2 separate regions of the Homo sapiens genome follow, and region 2 is linked to region 1. A link is an interaction called in ENCODE POLR2A ChIA-PET data of the cell type or tissue named here. Cell type or tissue: MCF 10A. All regions are shown on one strand. Links, peaks and the distances in the headings refer to the core of each region. The heading gives the core; the rest is flanking DNA.

The links. ChIA-PET counts read pairs that join two places held together with the same protein. Peaks named below come from ENCODE experiments on the same cell type or tissue, not always from the same donor. Only the 100,000 strongest peaks of a DNase experiment are listed, where the experiment ranks them.
Region 2: POLR2A ChIA-PET joins it to region 1 with 5 read pairs; 2 of 35 experiments call an interaction of 5 or more read pairs at or near these places.

What each region holds. Positions count from the first base shown.
Region 1 is chr2:229,442,324-229,447,701 of GRCh38, forward strand. DNER (delta/notch like EGF repeat containing) reads right to left here. Exons shown (of 13, transcript NM_139072.4): 8 at 4,993-5,217. Among named protein-coding and RNA genes, the nearest start is that of PID1, 170 kb to the left of the region's middle. In MCF 10A, for the core only: no CTCF peak of the experiment used is centred there; a DNase peak (open chromatin) is centred at 2,818.
Region 2 is chr2:229,382,077-229,387,454 of GRCh38, forward strand. The region is part of intron 11 of DNER (delta/notch like EGF repeat containing); the gene reads right to left. Among named protein-coding and RNA genes, the nearest start is that of PID1, 110 kb to the left of the region's middle. In MCF 10A, for the core only: no CTCF peak of the experiment used is centred there; no DNase peak of the experiment used is centred there.

The DNA of each region.
Region 1 (5,378 bases), core at 158-5,157:
GCTAACACAGTGAAACCCCATCTTTACTAAAAATACAAAAAATTAGCTGGTTGTGGTGGTGGGTGCCTGTAGTCCCAGCTACTAGGGAGGCTGAGGCAGGAGAATGGTGTGAACCTGGGAGGCGGAGGTTGCAGTGAGCTGAGACTGTGCCACTGCACTCCAGCCTGGGCGACAGAGCAACGCTCTGTCTTAAAAAAAAAAAAAAATGCTGGTAAACTAGATAAAGTTTTTCTGGTTAATAACAGATGAAAGTTGTCCACTATACTTACTATACTTATCCAAAAATGTAAAGGCACATGGGCCTTAGTGAGCTAAATGTCTTCAAACCTTTGCAGGTATATTTATTTCTTTATTGCTGTTCAATTGCTATTAAAATCCTGACCATTAAGTCTTATCCTTGATCCTGTTTCCAGCAAATATTATCGGACTACTGATATTTTCAGGTCTGAGTTTAACAGAAGGAGCAGTGTCAACTGTGTCTTTCGGGACATACAGACCAGAAATGCAGCTCACATGTAAGGCATATGTAGAAAATACAAAAAAAAAATTACATCTAAAATCCTTACAAATATAATTTTCTTTCAAAAAATTTCACTTGGAAAAAGTCTACATTTCCTTTGGTTTACAGCCTATTATATATCTGGATGATCTAATTGAGTTACCAGCCCTTTGGTGAAGAAGAATGGGCAGAGGAACTTGGTTGGCAACTGTGCCATGTCTAGTCTGGGATTTCAACTGCAGTTGAAATGATGAGCATCTTAGATCTTGCTTGTTAAAAAAAATTATAAACATATTTCCACGTAAAAATCTCCAATGCCCTGTCCCTTAAATTCCCTTAAATAGTAATATGTGAGGCACATTCTATAATGGCAGGGTTAATTCAATTCCACAAGTTTAGAGTAATAACTCAAGTGCAAACTATCTTCCTTCCTGCCAGGGACTCCTTCCAATACCGGTCATGTACAGCTATTATCTGCAGAGGCCACCATTGTATTGAGAACACAAGCAATACTGTGGCTCCCACCTGCAGGGGAAATGGCACCCCCACCCCAGCGAGTTCCACCTCATCCTGTTTGTAGCAGCTCCAAGTTCTCACTTTCTTCAGCAGATTTCAATTTGCAATTTTTAAGAGAACGGGTAGCCTATCACTTAACACTGTCACTGGAAGATAACATTTCAGTAATTACTCAGTGCTGACATTTTATTATTTAATCTTAAAATCCCATCAGAAATCCCTAGCCCGAAAAGCTACAAACGAAGTTTGAAAATAAAACACCCGGCAAATCTGATTTGCAGTAATCAAAATGGCATTTTGTCAGATGGGAACTAATTATCAACCTGACATGACTTCAATCTGCTGCCATTTTATGAAATGAGATCCGTTTGCTCTCTGTAAAGAAGATCAGCCTTGCTGCTCCATAGCTAGATGCCCAATTTCACCTATTCTCGTGAGATTCTTCCATTATGCAAACTGGTGTTGAAGCAATTACATGCTCCAAAAGATGAAGACGAGAAATTTCACATTCACAGACTTGTCATGTTCACCTCTTAAAATGTAAGTTCTTGCCTGGTGTTAAGATGCCTTTTTTATTTTACACAGTCACCTAACAATCTGAAGAAACATCCCCTCTGAAGGCAGTTTCAGCTCCCAGGTTCAACAAGAGGGCCCTGTCACGATTACAAGGCTCTGCTTTGAGACTGCTGAACAAATGAAGGGATCATGTTCATTCCACGAACAGAATGCACACGTCTTCAGGCTTTTCAAGGCTATTAAGGGGCTACTGCTGGACCACAGACAATTATCAAGTCAAACGCTCCAAGTGGGCATGAATGTTTTAGCAGAGAATAGACGGAAGGAAAGTGGAAATTAAACAGGAGTGATTTCACCCCCACATAGCTCGAGAATCCTGCTGGAATCTCCACGGACAGAAAGAAAGAAGAGCTTTCACTAGTCCATGCCAGGAAATGGGCTGCCTGCCTCTCATTTCATGCTCTGACATATAACTCTCCTCTCTTTTCTGATAGAGGGGAAAACTGAGTCCCAGAGATGCCTGTAAATTTCCTATGGTTTTAGTCAATAAGCGAGGATGTTAGAGAGGTCCTTTCTACCACTCTCGGCTGCCTCTCCCAATGTGGAAAGAGAAACATCAGGCAGTATATTTTCTATTTGGTTGCCTCACACGTGTTGAAAAACTCTATTTGGTATTATTAAAAAACACTATTTATCTCTAACTCCCTTCAATTTTAAGTTTTAGAAATCAACTAACTATAAGAAAAAGTTTGGGTCAGGCATGGTGGCTCAGGCCTGTAATCCCAGCACTGTGGGAGGCCGAGGCAGGCAGATAACCTGAGGTCAGGAGTTCAAGACCGGCCTGGACAACATGGTGCAACCCTGTCTCTAGTAAACATACAAAAATTAGCAGGGTGTGGTGGTGGGAGCCTGTAATCCCAACTACTTGGGAGACTGAGGCAGGAGAATCGCTTGAACCCGGGAGGCAGAGGTTGAAGCCTGGGCAACAAGAGCAAAACTCCATCTCAAAAAAATTTTAAAAAAGAAAAAGTTTGATATAATTAAGAAAAGAAGTCAGAGGAGAAAGGGAGGAGAAAATAAAGTTGTTTTCTGGTCTTACAATATTTAATTCTTCTTTGTGGGGCTTCACAGAGAGAACGGAACTCTCAGGAGACAGGTAATAAAGTATTAAGGAAGTTTTTGTTCAGAATGCTGCTGAGGGGTATTTTCACATGTGTTACGACATCCAGAGCAGAGCTGGGAACAGCGTGCTCGTGAGTCAGTACGTGAGTAAGCCTCTGTTCTTCCAGCACAATTGCAGCTTGTTTAGTTTGCAAACACAAGTTGTCTCAGTGATCCACATTCCCAATAGGTAAGGGCCAGCGCCACACTGCCTCCTCCCACAGGACACGCAGCTCACAGCATGTGAGCCCGAATCCACATGGAAGAAAACTGGACCCTCTGAGGGGCAGCTATTCCTGTCTCCACCCTGGCTCTGAAGGAGAGCATGGAGGTCAACCAAGAAAAATATCCTCATGTCAAACACAGTGGAGAAACTGTTTCACTTCAAGGTTTATGAGATCCAAAAATGTTACTGCGATAGTTCATTTCGGGTGTCAACTTGGCTAGGCCATGGTTCTTAGATACTCGCTCAAACACTAATCTAGATGTTGGTATGAAGGTGTGTTTTAGATGAGATTAACGTTTAAATCAGCAGACTTTGAATGAAGCAGATGACTCTCCAGAATGTGCGTGGGCTGCATCCAAACAGCTGAGGACCTTAAGGACAAAGACTGAGGTTTCCCAAAGAAGAAATAATTCAGCTCAAGACACAACACAGAAACCTCGCCTGAGTTTCCAGCCTGCCAGCTTCCCTACGGATTTTGGACTTGTGAGTCCACACAATTGCATGAGCCAGTTACTTAAAATAAATCTCTCTCTCTCTCCTCGCTCTCTGTCTCCTGTTTCTCCGGAGAATCCTAACTACTAACATTGTTACAAAGCAGATTAAACAGCCCTATTCCCTCTGAATGTCAGAGCAGAGAGGAAAGAGGCACTTGGCAAAATATCAGTTGCTTAGAAAATCGGGGAATTAAGAGTCTATGTGAAAAAAGGCTTTTCAACACCATTCAAGTGCCAAATTGCATTTCTCAGTAACTTGTTGAGTTATTCGTTGAGTATGAGACATGCCCTTTGGAAGTTCCAGGCCAGGCACTGGAGCAGCAAAACCAGGGACACCGGCATTCGAATCTGGGCTCAGCCCCCATTCTGGGTGTGTAGCCACAGGCACATGACTGAACCTCTAGAGGCATTTCAAACCTTGGTGTAAATGTGACACTAAAAAGACCAGAGATGTGAAGCACCCGGCTCAGAATCTAGAAAGATCAGTGCTCACTAAATAGTGGCTTAGGGTGATTGCTGCTGATACAAAAGCTATTAATAAAACACAGTTCCTCCCAGCCCTAAGGAGGAGAGAGACACATACAAGGATAATTAATGTTCTGTTTCCAAGACCACAAAAGTGATATTGTAGGTGACTGTCGGAACCCAGAGGAAGGGAAACTGAGTCAGCCCCAGAAGTAGAAGTTTGTACAGTGAGGTGGGGTAACGGGGAGCACGCATTCCAGCTAGAGGCCATTGCACCAGCAAAGCCAGGGTCAAGCCAAACCAGATACTGGCCAGCCATACTGACTGGCCAGGGAGATGTGTGGGGATTCATTGTGCTGGGAAGCTTTCTAAAGAGCCAGCTCGTGTAAGGATGGAGACATACACAGAATAGAAACGAGAGGAAAGGGCTGCCCCGTGCATTCCTTTCTGACTACACTAGTGGGTTGTGCACACACAAAATTTTGACTAGTAATCACTCACTTCTAGGTATCAAAACCTCCATAATTAAAAATCTGTAATGCAAATGCAGAAGGCATTTGGAAATTAAATGGTAAAAGTTTTAAATTCTTACATAGGGAGCCAGTGATATAACATAATGTGCATAGAGTAACAATTTTAATAGATGACACAATTCTGAATGTATTGCACCGTGCTTTTCATGCACGTTAAGATGAAAGAAGATATTCTGTTAACTTAAGCACACAATAGTAAAAGATACACAACACAGTGAAAGTTCTGCAGTGACTTACAGTAAATTGATAAAAATGCTTAGCCTGTGATGAGATTAAGCCTGTTTTCAATTTTCTTTATTTTGCTTGTTTTTTCTACAATGAATGTGAGTTGATCATGAAATGATGAAAGAGTATTTTTTTAACCCTGCCAAGAGTAAATCTAAAAAAGAAAGTGTGTCATAAATGAGTGGAATTCACTTTTATTCACAAGTATATCAGTAAGTATACTTACTTACAAGCATACCAGTAAGTATACCACTTTTATTTACAAGTATACCAAGATGCAAAAGAAAAAGTAATGGTCTTTTGAGATTGGTTTGAGATTGAGAAAAGGAAGATGTACTGTGTAGGGGCGGTACCCACCTGGATCACAGAGGCATTTGTAGCTGGTGCCCACGCTGCGGCACGTGCCATGAGCACAGGGGCTGAGGGCACAGAAGTCAATAAGCTGGGCACAGGTCGGCCCTGTGAAGCCCGGGCTGCAGTTGCAGGTAAAGTGTACCCCGTCCACATAGCAGGTGCCGTTGTTCTGGCACGGAGACGAGGCGCAGGGGTCCACCTTTTCTTCACAAGCAGATCCGAAGTATCCTGTGAAAAAACACATGAGAGCTTAAAAAAACTAAAACACATTTGCACATAATAACTAATCAACTGAGTCTGCTCCACTGTATATGCATAACAATTAATTCATTCACAGCTTCCAGATATGTCACAACCCAACAAGATAGGTAGGTTGTTTTTCCCACCTT
Region 2 (5,378 bases), core at 226-5,225, 60 kb before region 1:
GACATCTTTGCTGTTCCACAGCCTCCATTGGTGATACCCAGGCAAATGGTCTGGAGTGGACCTCCAGCAAACTCCAGCAGACCCACAGCAGAGGGGTCTGACTGTTAGAAGGAAAACTAACAAACAGAAAGGAATAGCATCAACATCAACAAAAAGGATGTCCACACAGAAACCCCATCCAAAGGTCACCAACATCAAAGACCAAAGGTAGATAAATCCACGAAGATGAGGAAAAACCAGCACAAAAAGGCTAAAAATTCCAAAAACCAGAATGCCTCTTCTCCTCCAAAGGATCACAACTTCTCACTAGCGAGGGAACAGAACTGGACAGAGAATGAGTTTGACGAATTGACAGAAGTAGGTTCCAGAAGGTGGGTAATAACAAACTCCTCTGAGCTAAAGAAGCATGTTCTAACCCAATGCAAGGAAGCTAAGAAACTTGAAAAAAGGTTAGATGAATTGCTAACTAGAATAACCAGTTTACAGAAGAACATAAATGACCTGATGGAGCTGAAAAATACAGCAAGAGAATTTTGTGAAGCATACACAAGTATCAATAGCCAAATAGATCAAGCAGAAGAAAGGATATAAGAGACTGAAGACCAACTTAATGAAATAAAGCATGAAGACAAGATTAGAGAAAAAAGAATGAAAAGGAATGAACAACGCCTCCAAAAAATATGGGACTATGTGAAAAGACCAAACCTGTTTGATTGGTGTACTTGAAAGTGACGGGGAGAATGGAAACAAGTTGGAAAACACTTTTTAGGATATTATCCGGGAGAACTTCCCCAACCTAGCAAGACAGGCCAACATAATTCAGAAAATACAGAGAACACCACAAAGATACTCCTCGAGAAGAGCAACCCCAAGACACATAATCATCAGATTCACCACAATTGAAATGAAGGAAAAATGTTAAGGGCAGCCAGAGAGAAAGGTCGGGTTACCCACAAAAGGAAGCCCATCAGACTAACGGCAGATCTCTCTGCAGAAACCCTACAAGCCAGAAGAGAGTGGAGGCCAATATTCAACATTCTGAAACAAAAGAATTTTCAACCCAGAATTTCATATCCAGCCAACCTAAGTTTCGTAAGTGAAGGAGAAATAAAATCCTTTACAGACAAGCAAATGCTAAGAGATTTTGTTACCACCAGGCCTGCCTTACAAGAGCTCCTGAAGGAAGCACTAAATATGGAAAGGAAAAACCAGTACCAGCCACTGCAAAAACATACCAAATTGTAAAGACAATTGACACTATGAAAAAACTGTATCAACTAACGGGCAAAATAACCAGCTAGCATCATAATGACAGGAGCAAATTCAAACATAACAATACTAACCTTAAATGTAAATGGGCTAAATGCCTCAATTAAAAGACACACAGTGGCAAATTGCATAGAGTCAAGACCCATTGGTGTGCTGTATTCAGGAGACCCACCTCACATGCAAAGACACACATAGGCTCAAAATAAAGGGATGGAGGAATATTTACCAAGCAAATGGAAAGCAAAAAAAGGAGGGATTTCAATTCTAGTCTCTAATAAAACAGACTTTAAACCAACAAAGATCAAAAGAGACAAAAAAGGGCATTACATAATGGTAAAGGGATCAATGAAACAAGAAGAGCTAACTGTCTTAAATATATATGCACCCAATAAAGGAGCATCCAGATTCATAAAGCAAGTTCTTAGAGACCTAAAAAGAGAATTAGACTCCCACACAATAATAGTGGGAGACTTTAACACCCTACTGTCAATATTAGACAGATCCACGAGACAGAAGATTAACAAGAATATTCAGGACTTGAACTCAGCTCTGGACCAAGCAGACCTAATAGACATCTACAGAACTCTCCACTCCAAATCAGCAGAATACACATTCTTCTCAGCACCACTTCGCACTTATTCTAAGATTGACCACATAATTGGAAGTAAAACACTCCTCAGCACATACAAAAGAATGGAAATCATAAGAAACAGTCTCTCAGACCACAGTGCAATCAAATTAGAACTCAGGATTAAGAAACTCACTCAAAACTGCACAACTACATGGAAACTGAACAACCTGCTCCTGAATGACTACTGGGTAAATAACGAAATTAATGCAGAAATAAATAAGTTATTTGAAATCAATGAGAACAAAGACACAATGTACCAGAATCTCTGGGACACAGCTAAAGCAGTGTTTAGAGGGAAATTTATAGCACTAAATCCCCACAGGAGAAAGTGGGAAAGATCTAAAATCGATACCCTAACATCACAATTAAAAGAACTAGAGAAGCAAGAGCAAACAAATTCAAAAGCTAGCAGAAGACAAGAAATAACTAAGATCAGAGCAGAACTGAAGGAGAGAGAGACAAGAAAAACCCTTCAAAAAATCAAGGAATCCAGGAGCTGGTTTTTTGAAAAGATTTACAAAATAGATAGACCACTAGCCAGACTAACAAAGAAGAAAAGAGAGAAGAATCAGATAGACACAATAAAAATTGATAAAGGGGATATCACCGCTGATCTGATAGAAATACAAACTACTATCAGAGAATACTATAAACACCTCTATGCAAATAAACTAGAAAATCTAGAAGAAACAGATAAATTCCTGGACACATACACCCTCCCAAGACTAAACCAGAAACAAGTTGAATCCCTGAATAGACCAATAAGAAGTTCTGAAATTGAGGAAGTAATTAATAGCCTACAAACCAAAAAAAGCCCAGGACCAGATGGATTCACAGCCAAATTTTATCAGAGGTACAAAGAGGAGCTGGTACCATTCCTTCTGAAACTATTCCAAACAATAGAAAAGAGGGACTCCTTCCCAACTCATTTCATGAGGCCAGCATCATCCTGATACCAAAACCTGGAAGAGACGCAACAAAAAAAGAAAACTTCAGGCCAAGATCCCTGATAAACATTGATGCAAAAATCCTCAATAAAATACTGGCACACCGAATCCAGTAGCACATCAAAAAGCTTATCCACCACTGTACTCCAGTCTGGGCAACAGAGCGAGACTCCATCTAAAAAAAAAAAAAAAAAGCTTATCCACCACAATCAAGTTGGCTTCATCCCTAGGATGCAAGGGTTCAATATATACAAATCAATAAATGCAATCCATCACTTAAACACAACCAATGATAAAAACCACGTGATAATCTCAATAGACACAGAAAAGGCCTCTGATAAAGTTTAACACACCTTCATGCTAAAAACTCTCAATAAACTAGGTATTGACAGAACGTATCTCAAAATAAGAGCTATTTATGACAAACCCACAGCCAGTATCATACTGAATGGGCAAAAGCTAGAAGCATTCCTTTTGAAAACTGGCACAAGACAAGGATGCCTTCTCTCACCACTGCTATTCAACATAGCATTGGAAGTTCTGGCCAGGTCAATCAGGCAAGGGAAAGAAATAAAGGGTATTCAAATAAGAAGAGAGGAAGTAAAATTGTCTCTGTTTGCAGATGACATGATTGTATATTTAGAAAGCCCCATTGTCTCAGCTCAAAATCTCCTTAAGCTGATAAGCAACTTCAGCAAAGTCTCAGGATACAAAATCAATGTGCAAAAATCACAAGCTTTCCTATAAATCAATAATAGACAAACAGAGAGCCAAATCATGAGTGAACTCTCATTCACAATTGCGACAGAGAATAAAATACATAAGAATACAACTTACAAGGGATGTTAAGGACCTCTCAAGGAGAACTACAAACCACTGCTCAAGGAAATAAGAGAAGACACAAACAAATGAAAAAAACATTTCATGCTCATGGATAGGAAGAATCAATATCATGAAAATGGCCATACTGCCCAAAGTAATTTACACGTTCAATGCTATCCCCACCGAGCTACCACTGACTTTCTTCACAGAATTGGAAAAATCTACTTTAAAGTTCATATAGAACCAAAAAAGAGCCTGCATAGCCAAGACAATCCTAAGCAAACAGAACAAAGCTGGAGGCATCATGTTACCTGATTTCAAACTATACTACAAAGCTACAGTAACCAAAACAGCATGGTACTGGCACCAAAACAGATGTACAGAGTAATGGAAAAGAACAGAGGCCTCAGAAATGATGCCACATATCTACAACCATCTGATCTTTGATAAACCTGATAAAAACAAGCATTGGTGAAAGGATTCCCTATTTAATAAATGGTGTTGGGAAAACTGGCTAGCCATATGCAGAAAACGGAAACTGGACCCCTTCCTTACACCTTATACAAAAACTAACTCAAGATGGATAAAAGACTTACACGTAAGACCTAAAACTGTAAAAACCCTAGAAGAAAACCTAGGCAATACCATTCAGGACATAGGCATGGGCAAAGACTTCATGACTAAAACACCAAAAGCAATGGCAACAAAAGCCAAAATTGACAAATGAGATCTAATTAAACTAAGGAGCTTCTGGACAGCAAAAGAAACTATCATCATAGTGAACAGACAACCTACAGAATGGGAGAAAATTTTTGCAATCTATCCATCTGGAAAAGGGCTAATATCCAGAATCTACAAAGAACTTAAAAAAATTTACAAGAAAAAAAAAACAAACAACCACATCAAAAAGTGGGCAAAAGGTATGAACAGATACCTCTCAAAAGAAGACATTCATGCAGCCAACAAAAATATGAAAAAAAAGCTCATCATCACTGGTCATTAGTGAAATGCAAATCAAAACCACAATGAGATACCATCTCACGTCAGTTAGAATGGCGATTATTAAAAAGTCAGGAAATAACAGATGCTGCAGAGGATGTGGAGAAATAGGAATGCTTTTATACTCTTGGTGGGAATGTAAATTTGTTCAACCATTGTGGAAGACAGTGTGGTGATTCCTTAAGGATCTGGAACCAGAAATACCATTTGACCCAGCAATCTCATTACTGGGTATATACCCAAAGGATTATAAATCATTCTACTATAAAGACACATGCACACGTATGTTTATTGCAGCATTGTTCACAACAGCAAAGACTTGGAACCAACCCAAATGCCCATCAATGACAGACTGGATAAAGAAAATGTGGCACATATACACCATGGAATACTATGCAGCCATAAAAAAGGATGAGTTCCTGTCCTTTGCAGGGACATGGATGAAGCTGGAAACCATCATTCTCAGCAAACTAACACAGGAACAAAAAACCAAACACCACATGTTCTCACTCATAAGTGGGAGCTCAACAATGAGAACACATGGACATAGGGAGAGGAACATCACACACTGGGGCCTGTCAGGTGGTGGGGAGCTAGGGGAGGCATAGCATTAGGAGAAATACGTAATGTAGATAACAGGTTGATGGGTGCAGAAAACCACCATGGCATGTGTATACCTATGTAACAAACCTGCACGTTCTGCACATGTG